Regions from separate parts of the Homo sapiens genome. Here region 2 is linked to region 1. A link is an interaction called in ENCODE POLR2A ChIA-PET data of the cell type or tissue named here. Cell type or tissue: HCT116. All regions are shown on one strand. Each heading gives the region's core, and the rest is flanking DNA. Links, peaks and the distances in the headings are about the cores only. Region 1 holds the start of SPRED3 (sprouty related EVH1 domain containing 3). Region 2 overlaps RYR1 (ryanodine receptor 1).

Evidence for each region. ChIA-PET counts read pairs that join two places held together with the same protein. Peaks named below come from ENCODE experiments on the same cell type or tissue, not always from the same donor. Only the 100,000 strongest peaks of a DNase experiment are listed, where the experiment ranks them.
Region 2: POLR2A ChIA-PET joins it to region 1 with 5 read pairs; 7 of 35 experiments call an interaction of 5 or more read pairs at or near these places.

What each region holds. Positions count from the first base shown.
Region 1 is chr19:38,384,114-38,395,027 of GRCh38, reverse strand. SPRED3 (sprouty related EVH1 domain containing 3) reads right to left here and starts at 6,331. Exons shown (of 6, transcript NM_001394336.1): 1 at 6,221-6,331; 2 at 4,549-4,729; 3 at 2,914-3,082; 4 at 2,740-2,816; 5 at 242-385. The coding sequence starts at 4,725. GGN (gametogenetin) reads left to right here and starts at 6,994. Exons shown (of 4, transcript NM_152657.4): 1 at 6,994-7,053; 2 at 7,206-7,267; 3 at 7,748-9,607; 4 at 10,499-10,761. The coding sequence starts at 7,767. The coding sequence ends at 10,616. RefSeq lists silencers at 5,205-5,499, 6,959-7,198. In HCT116, for the core only: no CTCF peak of the experiment used is centred there; no DNase peak of the experiment used is centred there.
Region 2 is chr19:38,449,656-38,455,091 of GRCh38, reverse strand. RYR1 (ryanodine receptor 1) reads right to left here. Exons shown (of 106, transcript NM_000540.3): 12 at 3,207-3,328; 13 at 2,078-2,273. Among named protein-coding and RNA genes, the nearest start is that of RYR1, 19 kb to the right of the region's middle. RefSeq lists an enhancer at 1,778-2,305. In HCT116, for the core only: no CTCF peak of the experiment used is centred there; a DNase peak (open chromatin) is centred at 1,931.

The sequences.
Region 1 (10,914 bases), core at 938-3,437:
CCCCTCAAAATCTCCAAGAGCGCAAGGAGACTCGGGAGGCCCGCACCCAAGCCTCCTAGAAACCCAGGCCTCCAAGCCTCTCCCTATTTCCCCGCCGCTTTCTCCCAGTCCGGCCCAGTTATCAGGTCAGCCATCCCCTGGAATCTGTGTTCCCCACCTCCCCGGGCCATGGCTCCCGCTCCCTTCGGGCCCCGAGTGCACCGCCCCATTCCCCCAGGAGCCCCAGGCTCCCAGGTCGCACCTGAGCGGAGGAGCGGCGGCGCTGGGGGGGCGTGGTCGGCCCGAAGCCTGAAGCTGACTCCATCGTGATGATGGGGGCCGCAGCGGCGCTGGGAGGAGTCTCCTGGCGGCTGTGACTGGAGGAGGAGTCGCTGTCCACGTGGGACTGGAGGAGATTGGCGGCCTCAGCGCGGGGACACGCCCCCGCACAGCCGATGCCCTCACATAGACCCCCTCCCATTGAGAGCGAGGGCTCTGCGGCCAGGAAGGCCTGGGTTCAAACCCCGGCTCTGTCACTGACTGGTTGTGTGACCTCCGGCAAGTGAGCTCACCTCTTTGAGCCTCAGTTTCCTCCTCTGTAAAACGGGGATCCTAAGAGTACCTATTCATAAGGATGCGGTTAGGGCCACTGTCAAGGGCACAGCATATGCCTGAAGTACTGGGAGAGCTGGAAATGGTTATTGTTATTTTTGTGGGACTCTTCTCCTGATCTAATCAGCTCGCCAAACCTGAGGAACATCTAATCGTCTTCCCGCTTCTCAGAATCCCTCTCCCCTGGGCAGCCAGCTGCCTTCCTCTCTCACTCCCAGCCCCACACTGTTATTGGGGCAGTCCCGCCCACTCCGAGTGCTCCCCTTCCCATGCAAACCAGCCTCTGTTCTGAAACTAGCTGAAACGACTTCTCAGACCCTTAGCTTCCTTTCTGCCACTTGGACATAACTCCTACCTTATCTGCACACTGCCTTCAATAGACATTCATTGAGCACCCACGACGTGCCAGACTCACGAAGACCACTGTGCAGATTCCAGAGGGGGCCTGGACAGCAGAGCATCTTTCCCGGGTAAGTGCTCCATGGATGGGAACTGTCTGCAACTGTTGTGGCCCCACTTCATCTCCCATGACCCTGGAACCCTCCCCTTTTCTGCCCAGGGAATCAGTTTTGTTCCTCCAGGTGTTTTAGGCAACTCCCAAGGTTTCCAGCAAGTGCCAAATTGCACCCGATATTATGTGCATTCATTCATTCCGTTTATTCAACACATATTTACTAAACACTTACTGTGTGCCAGGCACTGTTTCAGGCATTGGAGACACAGCAAGAAACGAACAAAAGATCCTTGCCGGCCTGGAGCTGACATTCTAGCATGGGAGATAGACCGTAAACTAATAGATAAGAAAATAGGCCGGGAAATACACCTGTAATCCCAGCAATTTGGGAGGCCAAAGCGGGCAGATCACAAGGTCAGGAGTTTGAGATCAGCCTGACCAACATAGTGAAATCCCGTCTCTACTAAAAATACAAAAAAAATAGCTGGGTGCCTGTAATCCCAGCTGTTTGGGAGACTGAGGCAGAAGAATCCCTTGAACCTGGGAGGTGGAGGTTGCAGTGAGCCAAGATCGTGCCCCTGCACTCCAGCCTGGGCAACAGTGCAAGATTCCGTCTCAAAAAAAAAAAAAAAAAAAAAGATAATAGTATTTTCAGAAAGGAAATAAGGAAAATGCCTTAGAACATGGGAAAAATTTAGCACTAGACAAGGGGCATTGGCAGATTGCAATTTTAAATGGAATACTTAAGTTTAAATACTCAGGGAGGCCCTCCCTGAGAAGATGATATTTGTATAAAGCCTTGAAAGAAACAAGGGAATGAGCCACAAGGAAATCTGGGAAAGAGTGTTCCAGGCAACAGCCAGTGCAAAGGCGCTGGGGCAGGGCTGTGCCTGCCACGTTAGAATAAGAGTGAAGAGGCCATGTGGCCGAAGCCGAGTAAGTGAGGGGGCCAGACACACAGGGCCACATGGCATGGGATCTCATATGCCACTGTAAGGACTTTGTCCTTTACTTGAGTGAGTTGGAGCCCTGGGAGGCTTCTGAGTGTGGGAGGGGCATGATCTGACTCAGCCGTTGATAGGGATCCTCTGGCTATGTGTGGGGGCAGGAGGGAAGGAGTTGACAGTGAGAAGCTATTGAGATGGTCCAGTTGGGAGATGAGTTTGGATGGTACCAGGTTGGAGGCAGATTGTGATGATTTGGAAAGTAGAACCAATATTTGCTGACAGATGAGATGAGACGCATAAAAGATAAGGAGTCAGGGATGACTCCAAGATTTAGAGCCTGAGTAACTGGAAGCATGGGGTTGTCAATAATTTGTTCATCCATTTACTTTCAATATTTATTCATTTTTATTGTTTATATATATATTTTTTTTAATTTTCTGCCTTTCCACACTAGAATAGAAGCTCCAGGAGGAAAGGAACTTTTTGTTCACTGATGTAACCCAGTGCCTAAAGCACTGCCTGGTATACAGAAGGTACACAATAAGGACCCTTGAATGAACGTGTGAATCATGACAGGGCAGAAAGACTAGAATAACTGGGATTGAATTGACACTCATAGTTCCGGCCCAATTTTGTGTACCCGGTGTGTGGCATGGTGCCTGCTACACAGTAGGTGCTCAAGAATGTTCATAGAATAAAAACAAAACCCCTACCCTCCCCCAGCAGAGAGGCATCCTGGACACTCACCGTCAGAGGGCAGGGGGTCTCTGCAGTATCCTGGGAAGGAGAGGAGGAGGAGGAGGAGGAGGAGGGGGTGAGTGAGCCTGGGGCAGGGAGAGAGGCAGAGAGTGAGTTCCTTGAGCCCAGCTTCTCCTCCCGCTCCCAGGCCAGCCCACAGTGCACATCACCTGGGCTGCTCACCTCGACCCAGTGCGGCCAGCGCAGCCAGCAGGCTCTTCTGGAACTCATCAGCCTCTGCAGGGCTCTGAAACGTCAGTCCAAACTTGCAGTCACCCAGGCTCCAGTGGTGAAAGATGGGATTCACCTTGTTGTAAACCAAGCCTGGCTTCAGTGTACACTCCAAGGTTGTCTGAGGGGCAGAAGGAAAGCAGGGTCAGATACCCCAACCCAGACATGCCTGTGACGTCTCGTCCATCACCAGCCCCCATGCATACCCTAGTGTCTTCTCACAAACCTCATTTCCCAACCCTAAGTGTAACCCTGAACTCTGATCAACACTGATACGACTCCCCAGTTTTACTTGTTTTGTTTTTTGAAACAGTCTTACTCTGTCACCCAGGCTGGAGTGCAGTGGTGTGATCAGGGCTCACTACGGAATCAACCTCCCAGTCTCAAGTGATCCTCCTGCCTCAGCCTCCCAAAGTGCTGGGATTACAGGCATGAACCCCCACACCCAGCTACGCCCAATTTTACTGAACACACCTCTGATGCTCAAATATTTTCCCAACCCCTTGATCCCTACATTTTCCTAATACCTCCCTCTGATGCCCCTGTAGAAACCCCGAATCTTGCTGAATGGCCCAAAACATTGTTAACCCCTTTCTGATAACCCAACATCCCCCCTCTGGCTCAACAATACTTCCCAGACTTTACTGAACATCTCACAATATTATTGTGAATCCTCTTCTGATAATAATCTCTGGAAACTTTACCCAAAAAATATTCTCTCTCTCTTTTTTTTTTTTTTTTTCCAGATGAGCTCTCTCTGTGTTGCTCAGGCTGGTCTCAAACTCTGGACTCAAGCATTCCTCCGGCCTCAGACTCATGAGTGGCTGGGATTATAGGCACTGTACCCAGCCAGCACTTACTCCAAAACAGTCTTATCAGACTTCCACAGATTCCCCTTCAGATGCTAGCCAACACCCTATTGATGTTCCCTCAAATCCTTGCCTAGTATCACCATATTCCTTCACTCCATTTCAAATCCCTCCACTGACTCCTGCTCCAAAAAAAAAACCTTTCCCCCAAGCCTTTCACACAATCCATATCTTTCTACTACATCCCTAGCTGAAACTGATTCAACACTGTCCCTCCACATTGTGCCCGACAGCCCAGTTATTCCTGATGAACCCATGTATAGAATTGTCAACCATCTCTGACACTTTCAAATGGACCCCAGCAAATGCTTCACTATACTTAGGGCAGACAGGGGCCAGGTGGTGTAGGGCCTCGTGGCAAGGATCTCTGAGCAAGATGGAGGGTTTTGAGCAGAGGAGGGACATGGTGTGAGTCGGGGCGGGGGGGGGGGGGCAGTGCCCCCTGTGGAACAGCCTGGGGTTGGAGCGGGGAGGAGGAGCAGTACAGGGAGACAGCGAGGATAGTCTGGCTGGAAGTGGCAGTGGACAGGACCCTCCAAACACCCCATGTATCCTGCAATTCCCAACTCTTATCTACAGGACAGATATTCACTCCCAAACTTCACACCCCAGCTTGATTCCTAGGCTGGGAGGCAACCTGACCTCTGCTCCACATGCCAGCCCCTCTCCCCTCCCTCCCCAGGTCCCTACCCTCCCCGCATGCCCCAGGGTGGCTCACTTTCTGGTCCCGGAGGCGTTCCCCGTGGATGACGTAGTGCCCCTGGCGGGCCCCCCCCTCGGGCCTGGCCCCTCGGACCCGACACACGCTCACCTGGCTGAGGCCCCCGCCCCCCACAGGCAGCCAGCCCCCACTGGAGTCATCTCGGGCCATCACCACAGCTCGGACCCGCACCATGTACCTGCAGGAGGTGGGGGGAAGGACAGGGACAACACAGTCATGAGCTCAAACCCTGCTCTCCCATGGAATGTTCCCTCAACCCTCATCTCCCCTCCAACTTCATCTCTCACGTCCAGGTCCACTGCACCCTAAGCTAGCAATACCCACCTTCAACCCCATGGCCACCGTCTTCCACACAGCTCCTTTCTTCCTCATGCCATCTCTTCTCTCTCACCTCTATCTTCTTCTCCATGTCTGCCCTTTCTCTCTGTACCCACCTTTCCCCCATCTCTCCGTCCCCACCCCCATAGCCCTGGTGTTGCCCTTCCCTCCCCCTCCTGCTTATCCCTATCACCCCCTTCTCCTCCCTCAGCACATACCCACAGCCCCACCCAGTGCTCCCCCTCACAGCTGGGTGCCTGCGCATATATATTTTCTCTGGGCCCATCAACTCAGCTCCTGTTCTCCCAACCCTGCCTCCGCACCCTGTCGTCCAGGCCACAGGCTGGGTGAGAAACCCAGGCTCTTTCCCCCCCACCCACCCCTTCCCGGATTTATGAATGAGACCGGATGCAAAGCTCACTGAGTCACCCAGCAACGGGAGATGGGCAGGGAACAGGGAGAGAACCAGAAATGGCCAGAAAGAGAGGCTCAGAGGGAGACGGAGGCAGAGGAAGTCAGAAACGGGCGACCGAAGACACATCCAGAGAGCATTTCATTCACAAAAATCAAGGCTGCTCCCCCAGGCCCCAGCCGAGGGAAGCCAGGGGGGAAAGATGGGATGGGGGGGCAGATTGATCCTTCCTCCCTCTTCCCTTCCCGCCCCCCAGCCCCAGCATCCTTCAGAACCATTTTACCCCGCCCCCCAGCTCAGAGGACGTAGCCCTCCGCCCAGTAATCGGGATCAGTGTCCAGCCCTTCACTGCCATCCAGCACAGGGACCCTGGCGTCCCAACCTTAGGGACCCGGACGAGCTCTAGCCCCCTCCCCCACCTGCAGGCTGCTGGGTTTCCCGGGCCCTTCAGGAGGGGAAGGGGCGGCTGCAGCGCCCCCAGCCCCCTTTTCTCAATGGGATGGGATTTTGTGAATGAGCAGTCACGTGACGCTGCTTCCTTTGTCCGCCCGCCTCCCCCGACAACAGGTGAAGCAGGGAATGAGAGCAGGGGTCCCCCCAGGGCCTAGCTGGAATGGGGCACTGGCATTTCAGGGTGGCCTACGCTCCCCACACATCCTGTGTCCCCCGGGGGGAGTGGTCCTCAGCGTTCCTCAACGGTGAGGGTCCAGGACGGAATTTTGTGAATGGGGCATCCTCGGAGAAAGTCCAGACCCCACAAATGAAGACTGGTACCCTGAATGGCTGCCGCGCAGTTTGGGGGGTCCCCACTCTCTAGTCCTCCTAGCCGGGGCCTTGGGGGCGCCTGGGTGGGCAGAAGGCGCAGCGCGGTCACGGCCGCCCCCTCATCGGGGCAGGCAGTCTGTCAGCCCCCGCCCCCTCGCCCCCCTCGGCACCTGCCTGCGAGGCTCCGGCCGGGCTCCGAGCGGCGGCGACGCGGCCTCCTCCTCCTCCTTTTCGTTCCGGCTCCCTGGCTGGCTCCGGCGGCGCTGGAGACGGGCACCGGGAGCCGGGGCGAGGGGGGAGGGAGGGGGAACCTGGAAGACGGGTGGGGGGGGAAGGGGCGGCTTGGGGGAGGGGTAAGAGCGAGGCGGGCTTACTTGCCTGCTGGGTCCTAGAGCCCGGCACTAGCTCCAGAGAGCAACCCCCCAGCCCCCATTTTCTTAAGATCCAGAGGGGATCCCCCACTTTTCCACCCATCTGCGCCATTGGTCTCTAATGCTATGAGGAGGGGACGGGGCAGGGACAGGGACTGGTCTCAAGGTTCTAAAGAGGTGGTGGTCTACGCTGTGGCTTGGGTGCCTGGCAGAGTTCGATAAGGGGTGGGGCGAGAGGGGAGCCTTCACAAGTGGGTGGGGTTGGAGGGCCTGGGTATAAGGAGGTTTGGATGCTGCAGGCGAGGACTAGTGCGTGCGTCACGAAGGGGCGGGCCCACGGTGGATGGGCCTTCTCGGCGCCCGGGGGGAAGGAGAGGGTCTTGAGAAGCGATGTTGCCGGGTCTTAAAAAGGCGGAGCTTAGAGGTAAATTGCCTTAGGGGCGGGGCAGATGAGAGGTCCAAAGGGGAGGAGCGACGCATCGGTGTTCGCGTGGGCGGGGCCTCGGGAGGGAATGAGAGGGGCGGGACATTCTAAAGGGGAGGGGCTAAGGAGAACAACCCAAAGGGGTGGAGCTTAGAACCAGAAGGCCTGGGGGCGAGGAACAAGACCTCGGAGTATTTCAAGGGGAGACCTAGGTTCGTAAGGGGCCGGGCTCCCGCGGGCTCGCAGGAGGGCGGGGCCTCGAGCTCCGGGGGCGGGGCCTACATCTCGGGGTCCGCCCTAGTTGTCTCGCCCACTTGCCTTCACCCGCACCCCCGTTCTTTTCGGTTATTTTCTGCTACGGCAGTTCCCTGCCCTGCCCCGGGCCCAGGGCGCCGCGGTCTGAACTCTGCTCGGCTGGAGGACTCGGTGAGTGGGTTCCTCTGGGGGGAGGCGGGGCCAGGGCGGAGCTTGGGGACAGGGGTGGAGCTTGACTGTGGATGCCAGCTAGTAGACCTGGAGCGGGAAGAGGTTTAGGGGTGAGGCCTGAGGATCTGCCCCTGCCTGGGAAGAGGGCGGGACCCAGGTGCTCTAGAGAGAGGCGGGGAGTCGGAGAGTTAGAGGAGAGGACTGAGGGATCAGCATGACCAGCCAAGGGGACAGGCATGGAACCTTAGTACATAATGGGGCTGGTAGTGAAGTATCTTAACAGCAGCTGTGTTGGGGACATGGGCAAGAAGGCGTGAGTGTCGAAGGTCGGGGAACAGGAGTGCGACCTAAGGACTTGGGCCTGATCGGATCTTGGAGAACAGGGGCGGGGCCGGTGCGGACGCATTAGATCAAGTACAGCCAGCCTCGTAGGGTCCCCACGGCCCTGGCAGGCTGACTGGAGTAAATTTTTCTGACTAGTCTCCGAGCTCCGTCAGAAATGGGGAACTTGCAGTCGGAGCCATCCGCGGGCGGGGGCTCCCGAAAAGTGCAGCCCTCGGACCGCGCCCCCGACTCCCGCCGGACGTCCCTGGTGGAGCCCGAGATGACCTCCCAGGCCATGCGCCTGACTCGTGGGCTGGGTGTCTGGTTCCCTGGCAGCGCCACACCCCCGGGACTCATGGTACCCCGGGAGCCCCAGGCCTCACCCTCGACCCTGCCCCTCACCTTAGAACGGCCCTCTCCAGTGATGCCCCCTCCTGAAGAGGCGGCCGCGGTCTCTGCACCACCCCCGGCCCCCGCGGGGACTCTGCTGCCCGGCCCGTCTAAATGGCAAAAGCCCGCGGGCACTCCAGTTCCCCGGATCCGCCGCCTGCTGGAGGCGAGCCATCGCGGCCAGGGCGACCCTCCGAGCCTCCGCCCGCTGAAGCCGCCGCCGCCGCCCCGGCAACTATCCGTGAAGGACACTGTCCCGAGGGCCCCATCCCAATTTCCGCCGCCCCTGGAGACTTGGAAGCCGCCACCACCATTACCTTCTGAACGGCAGCCGGCGGACCGCAGAATCACTCCTGCTCTGGCCACACCCGCCTCACCCCCGACAGAAAGCCAGGCTGGGCCCCGCAACCAGGGCCAGACGGCCGGCAGGGCTCGCGGAGGGGCGCCTCCCCATGCGGGCGAAGGCGAAATGGCCCAGCCTGCGGATTCCGAGTCCGGTCTGAGCCTGCTGTGTAAAATCACCTTCAAGTCGAGGCCCTCTTTGGCCCCTCCGGCAGCCTCGAGTTCCTTAGCAGCCAAAGCTTCGCTGGGGGGCGGCGGAGGCGGCGGCCTCTTTGCTGCCTCAGGTGCCATCTCTTACGCCGAGGTCCTGAAGCAAGGGCCCCTGCCTCCTGGAGCCGCTCGCCCCTTGGGAGAGGTTTCTCGAGGGGCACAGGAAGCCGAGGGAGGTGATGGAGACGGCGAAGGGTGCTCTGGTCCTCCCTCGGCGCCTGCGTCCCAAGCCCGGGCCCTACCGCCGCCACCCTACACCACCTTCCCAGGCTCGAAGCCCAAATTCGACTGGGTTAGCGCTCCCGACGGCCCTGAACGCCACTTCCGCTTCAACGGGGCTGGCGGAGGCATCGGGGCGCCGCGACGGCGTGCGGCCGCACTCTCTGGGCCTTGGGGCTCCCCTCCGCCACCACCAGAGCAGATACACTCAGCTCCCGGGCCCCGGAGGCCCGCACCTGCCCTGCTGGCGCCGCCTACGTTCATCTTCCCAGCACCCACCAATGGCGAGCCCATGCGCCCGGGGCCTCCAGGCCTGCAGGAGTTACCACCGCTGCCACCGCCCACACCGCCGCCCACACTGCAGCCACCAGCGCTCCAGCCAACGCCGCTGCCGGTGGCTCCCCCGCTCACCCCGGGTCTGGGCCACAAGGAGTCAGCCCTGGCTCCCACCGCAGCCCCTGCTCTGCCCCCAGCCTTAGCCGCCGACCAGGCCCCGGCCCCATCCCCGGCTCCAGCTCCCACCGTGGCTGAGCCCTCGCCGCCTGTGTCCGCGCCCGCACCCGCGGCTGCGCCCATCAAGACCCGCACGCGCAGGAACAAGGGTTCCCGTGCAGCCCGGGGCGCGACCCGTAAGGATGGCTTGCATGGAGATGGTCCTCGCGAACGAGCTACAGCTACCGTGCCTGACAGCAGTGGTGGAGGGGGTGGTGGCAGCGGGGCCTCTCAGACTGGGGCAGCTAACACCCGCGCTGCGCGCCACTGGCTGCCCTTCCAGGTGCTTAACTCCTGTCCCTGCAAGTGTTACTGCCACCACCAGCCACGCCATCGCCGCCTGCCACGCAACGTCTCTGCCTGGTGAGAGGGGAGAAGGGACAGGAGGGTGCCGAACCCCAGACTGCTGGATAGAGTCCTACTCAGCCCTTTGGCTTCCTGACCCTAGAATGACCCGTGGCCTTCATCTCTGCCACATCTCAAACCTAGCTGAGCTCCCACCCTTCAGGACCAAGAGGACCCATGATCCCATGCTGACCTTTGACGGGGAAAGGGGGACACCCTGGCCCAGCCCTATGGCATCCAATCCCTAAGTGGACTCTTGGCCCTCCTGTACCTCTCTTGGAGCCATTAGAGAGGGAGGCTGGTCCCAGCTGGCCTGACCCTATACACTGCCTTGACCCTGTCCCTGAGGGTATCAAGGAGGACCACGTCCGAGGCCACTCAGGGATGGGGGTGAGGGGATGACTGTCTTCCTGGAACTAAATGGGGGTAGATGCACGCCTCCAACTTTACTGGGCACAGGGGCAGCCCTGGACTCCTGACCCCTCTAGCCTCTGAGGACTTCTCCTGACTCTGGGACTCAAGGCTTCAGCCGCCAGAGGGCACTGATGTCCCAGCCCTTGTGCTGGGGAGGCTCCTCCTGAGTCCCACATCCAGGGGGACAATGCATCCTCCAGCCACCCCCTACCCACACTGAATCACCAGATCTGGCCACTGGGGTCTGATACTGACTCCTGGGAGTGCTGAACCACTGGGAGACTGCCCTGGACCTCTTGAAGCTTAGCTGGGACACTCGCCAGCCCTCAGCTCCCTTTCCTATTAAGTGGCCACAGCCCTGCCCTAAACTGCCTTTGGGATATTCCAATATAGCCTTCAGAAGCTTCCCTATTCATATGGGGACAGGGAGGCCCTAGAAGGGCTAGAGGCCTGGTCCCATTGCTGGGCTTTGCTGACTCTACCCTCCCCCACTAGGCTGAGCACATCCACCAACCACCTGGGCGAGCCACCCTGGGTTGCCACCATCAAGCTGTCCGGCTCTCTGGTGGCCAAGCTGGAGCACTACGACTTGCAGGCCACCCATTCCAACTGAGTGTAGTCGGCTCAACACCCTCCACCTTCCCCTCCATGCCAATAAAATAACCAATCCAGATGCCAGCAGCCTGTCAATCACTCGCCAAGGCAGTGGGTAGGGTGCAGCAGGGCAGGATCGCCATTAAAGCACATCTTGGAAACAATCGTGAAGCTGGACCAGAGCAGCAGTAACTGAGGTTCCATTCACCCAGCACCCAGACTGATGGGTCCAGGGCGGGGGGGATCTGATTCCCCTTAATCCATAAGCCCCAATTCTGAGCTAACCTGGTACCAAGCTCACAGGCTCAGCACAAACC
Region 2 (5,436 bases), core at 586-3,085, 60 kb before region 1:
TCCCAATCAGTCCCATTGCTCTCCTCTCCTCCTTGGCTCCCCATATCTATTCTTGTCCTCTCTGACTCTATCCCCAATATGAGATTCAGTCTATGATAATTCAGTCCTTATTAACACCAGGACTGAGTTTATACTTCCCCTTCCTGCACTTTTCTCTCCATCCTACTCACTTCCAGGAACCCCACTCCCACCAACCATCCAACTGGAACCCCACTCCCACCAACTGGAGAGGCCCAGTTCATTCTCCACACCAACCATCAGAAAGATTTTTCTCACTTTATCTTTTCTTTTCTTTTTTTTTTTACATTTTAATATTTTTTCTTATTTCATTGTGAATCATAATATACATACAGAAAAGTACATAAAACATATACAATCAATTCTCATTATTCATAGTTATGTTCTATAAAGTGATTATGAAGACTGAATTATCAAATACTGAACCACTGCTTCTAGGGGAAATACAGGGAGTCCCTGAGAGTCTGTGACAGTATTTTCATCAACCACTTATTACATAACCTTGTTTTTTATGTTTCTGTTTAAAGACAGTTATTTAATATATATTGTTGAGTCATTAACATTAAATTCACAGCCAACAGTACTATAACTCATGCCTTAATTAAGCTTATCTAACACATATTTTCTCAGTAAGGCACATCATAGCTTTCTTGCACTTAGGAAAGCTAGACAGCACTTCAGCACTACACTTGGGAGACATTATAAACAGTGAAATCAACAAAAAGGACAAAACTGTCTGGGTGCAGTGGCTCACGCCTGTAATCCCAGCTCTTTGGGAGGTGGAGGCGGGTGGATCACCTGAGGTCAGGAGTTTGAGACGAGCCTGGCCAACATGGCGAAACCCCATCTCTACTAAAAATACAAAAATTAGCCAGGCGTGGTGGCTCACACCTGTAGTTTCAGCTACTTGGGAGGCTGAGGAGGCAGGAGAATCATTTGAACCTGGGAGGTGGAGGTTGCAGTGAGCCAAGATCACACCACTGCACTCCAGCCTGGGTGACAGAGAGAGACTCTGTTTCAAAAAACAAGACAAAACAAAACAATTGTTGTATCTGCATCCTGGGGCCTAGATCAGTAGTGAGAGGAGCAGTGCCTCAAAGTGGAGAGCACAACCAAAGTGGCATCACACTGACCGGCTCTGCCACTAACTAGCTGTGACTGTAGAGGACCAAAACCTCCTGTGGCTCCCAAAGCCAAAGTCCTCACCAAGGCCTGGCCCTCGTCACCTCTCTGCCCTCATTTCCTCCCACTCCCCCACCCAAGCCTCCCTGCTCCAATCACCACCTGACTGTTTCTGGAACATGCCAAACACCCGCCCACCTCATGGCCTTTGCACATGGCTTCCTCTCTTCCTCCAGGTCACCCTGTCTGACAGCTCTGTCTTAAACTGCAAAACCCCAACACTCCCTACCCCTTACCTGCTGAATTTTTCTCTTTAACAGTTATTACCATCTAATATGCCATACAATTTACTTATTTATTTTATTGATCTCCTGTCTCTCCCCGCCATGTCAACTCCATAAGGACAGAGATTTTTTTCTGTTTTGTTCACAGCTGGCCTCCCCTCCCTAATGCCCAAAGATCTATTTCTGCCTCGGCACCTCCCATACCCCACACTGATTCTGTCCGCCCACCCCACAGACCCCGCGCCAGCAGACCCCGCCCGCTGAGTCGGCAGCCCTACCTCTGACCTCTGGCCCCACTCCTGGCCTCACCTCCCCAGGCCTCACCCTATACCTGAGCTTCACATAGGCCCCGCCCCTCAGCTCTTTTATTCCATCCTTCTCTCCAGGCCCCGCCCCCTGGTCGGCCATACGCCCTGCCCCTTCCCAAAGGTCCTGCCCACCAGCACAGCAGGCCCGCCCCTCCCAAGGCCCCGCCCCATCGTGTTCTCACTGGCTGGGGTTCCTGTCCGGCTCCTTCTCCTGCCCCGCCCCCTTCTCAGACCCTACTTCCCCAGGTCCCTCAGGCCCTGCCCCGCCCAGCGCCGTGGCCCCGCCCCTCAGTGGTCCCGCCCCCTGGGCCCACAGGCCCCGCTCCGCCCTCGCCACGTCCTCACCTCCTCCTGGAAGAGGCTCTGGCGGTTGCGCAGGCTTCGCAGCTTGCTCTGCTTCTCCTCGTGCTGCAAGTCCTCGGAGGGAGGCTCGAAGTAGATGATGAGGTCCTGCAGGCTCAGGATAACGCCCTCGATGGGCAGCGCCGTGCCAGCGGGTGGCCCCGAGCCCCGTGGCTTCCCGCTGAAGCTGTCCAGGCTCCTACAGGGACCTCGCAGCTGTCAGCCACGGCTGGGAGCGCTAACTGCCGCAACGTCACTGCCGCAACCTCACTCCCGCAAGACTCCCCCAGACCCACCCGTTTTACAGAGAGGGAGACCGAGACGCAGAGAGGGAAAAGCATTTGTCCGAGGTCACACAATGGCCAAGGGCAGAGCTGGGACTGGGACTCGCTCCTGTGTAGGTACAGGGGGGTCCCGGAACTCAGGGATGGAGAGGTCCAGGGTCCAGGCTCTGGGTGTCAGGGGTGTGAAAGTTGGGTGATGATCAGGAATGTGATCATGGTTGTCAAGGTCAGATTAGGGGTCAAGTGTACAGAGGTCAGGAGTTTAGAGGTTAGGGGTCATGTGTATATTATTGTTATTATTTTTTGAGAAGGGTCTCGCTCTGTCAGTGAAGCTGGAGTATAGTGGCTCACTGCAGCCTCTGCCCCCTCGGCTCAAGCAATCCTCCTTCCTCAGCTTCCCATGCAGCTGGGACTACAGGCACGTGCCACCACACCTGGCCAATATTTTGTTATTTTTTTTATAGAGACAGGGTTTCACTATATTGCTCAGGCTGGTCTCGAACTCCTGGGCTCAAGCGATCTGCCCGCCTCAGCCTCTCAAAGTGCTAGGATTACAGGCATGAGCCACTGTGCCCAGCCTAATTTTTTTTTTTTTTTTTTTTTTTTTGGTAGAGGCGGGGTCTCCCTATGCTGCCCAGGCTGGTCTCAAGCTCCTGGGCCCAAGCGATCCTCATGCCTTGCCCTCCCAAAGTCTTGGGATTACAGGTGTGAGCCACTGCGCTTGGCCCATGTATATGTTAGACAAGGGTGTGGGCAACAGAGGTAGAGATGAAAGAGGCCAAGTGTATGGATGCCCGGAGCATGGGACAGCACAGGAGTCACCCCAGCAGGGAGGGCAGGTTGCTCACTTGATGAACTGGTTGTATAGGCCATTGGTGCTGTGGATCATGCGGGCGGCCTGGGACTCCTCCTGCTGGCAGCGGGTCAGCGACAGTGCGTCGTCCATGTGGCCCTCCTGGTGCAGCATGGCCTAGGAGTGGGGAGACAGAGGTCTGGAGTGGGCCCAGCCACCCAGGGCCATGCCCCCAAGACGTCTGTCTAGACTTGAGTTCTGCACTTGCCCCCTCCTCCCTGCTCTGCAGAATCTCACTGCAAATTCCTCCTCATTTTTCTGTCCCCCGTCATCTGTCTCCTCTGTGTCTTTGATTCTCTCTCTCCTCTCTGTCTCTCTCTGTCCCTGTTTTTGGTTTTGTCTGTCTTTGTCTCTCTATCTCTCTCACCTCTGTCCCTGCCTCTCCCTCTCTATCTCTCTATCCCTATCTCCTTCCTGTCTCTGTCTCCAGGCCAGACCCTTTCCACCTGTACCTACTGCTGACTTAACATTCCCCCCGACCAGAAAGCTCTAACCCCCAAATTGAACCTGTCCCAGATAGAATGCCAGACCACCTTTCCACGAGGTGAGACCATCATGGCTGCCAGCTTCACCCCAAGCCGACCTCCCCAGAACTCATCCAGTCTGCGGCTGTAAACACCATCCACCTGCTGATGATGCTCACGTGTCCCCACTTTGGACATGGCCCAGGCCCCGTCTCTACGCCCTTGGCTCATGTATTCAACTACAGGCCTGTTTTTGCAAACGAGTGCCTCCCCAAGGATTCCTACTTGTCCATTCAGCAAGGCTGTAGTAAGTGGCTCTGTTCTAGGCACTGGCAGTAAAGCCTAAGATCCCTGTCCTTCTGAGCCAACACTGACTGTCCCCTAACTTGGTTGATGGCACTGATACAAGAGGTAGAAAAAAATTATTTAGGCAGAGAGTAAGGGCAACAGAGTCCTCGGCAGAGTTTCCTTTCTAACGGAAAGCAGCCCCCAAAATAATTTCTTTTCTAACAAAGAGCAGCCTGGAAAATCGAGCTACAAGCTTGCATGGGGGAATGTGCCGATAGAAAAGGTATACCTGGGGCTACGCATGTCCAACATGGAGGCTCCATCTTCCCTTTATTTAGTTATTTATTTATTTATTGTTTCCACGTTGTACAGAAAAGGAATGGGCAACATGGCCAGCTCAGGCAGAGGACCCGCTTGTACAATAAAAGCTTAGGGTGGAGGCAGCCAGAAATTTGTGCCCTATGCAAATGGCACAACTGGTCCAACCAGTCTTTTGCACCCTAGGTAAATCAGATACCACCTCCCCACCAGCTCATCTGTAAAGCCCCCTGCATTTCACCATGGAACCCCCTGCATTTCAACCCATTTTTCTGGGACCCTTCTCTGCAGTAGAGAGCTCCTTCTTTCGCCTATTAAATGTCCCCTCTTAACCTCACTCTTTGTGTGTCTGCGTCCTTGTTCTCTGTGGCTGTGAGACCACAAACCTTGGGTGATACTCCAGACAATGAGGCTGTTTCAGCACTTCCATCCTTCCAGTTGCTTGGGGCAAAAAATCATGGCATCATCCTCAACCCCTCCCCTTCTCTCACCCCACAGCCAATCTGTCAGCAAATCCTGTTGGCTCTACCCTCAGGACCCCACCAGAATCTACTACTCTTCCCAACTCCACAGTCCCCTCCTGGTCCTGTCCACTGTCATCTCCCATTTGTAACATCATGGCAGTCTCTTCTCTGGTCTCCCTGCTCTGGCTCTGTCCCCTGACCGTAGTCTGTTCCCAGAGACAGCCTAAGAATTCTGTGATCCTGCGTCAGGTCACTTCCCTGCCCTGCTCAAAATCTCCTGTGAGCCCATCTCACTCAGGATAAAAACTAGAACCTGGCCAGGAGCAGTGGCTCACACTTCACTTTAATCTCAGCACTTTGGGAGGCTGAGGCAGGAGGATCACTTGAGCCCCAGGAGTTTGAGACCAGCCTGTGTAATATAATGAGACCTCGTCTCTACAAAAAACAAACAAACAAACAAAACTAGACCTCTCCCATGGCCCACAAGGCCTCACACGAGCTGTTCCCATCCCCTCTCTTTCCTCACCAACCACTACTCCAGCCTGCTCACCCTGTTCCACACTGTGGCTTCTTTCTGCTACTGCAACAAGCCAAGCTCATGTTAACCTCAGGACCTTTGCACATGCTGTTCCTGCTGCCAAAAATAGTTTTCCCACTCCTTAATTGTAAAACTATGTACTTCACTAAAGGC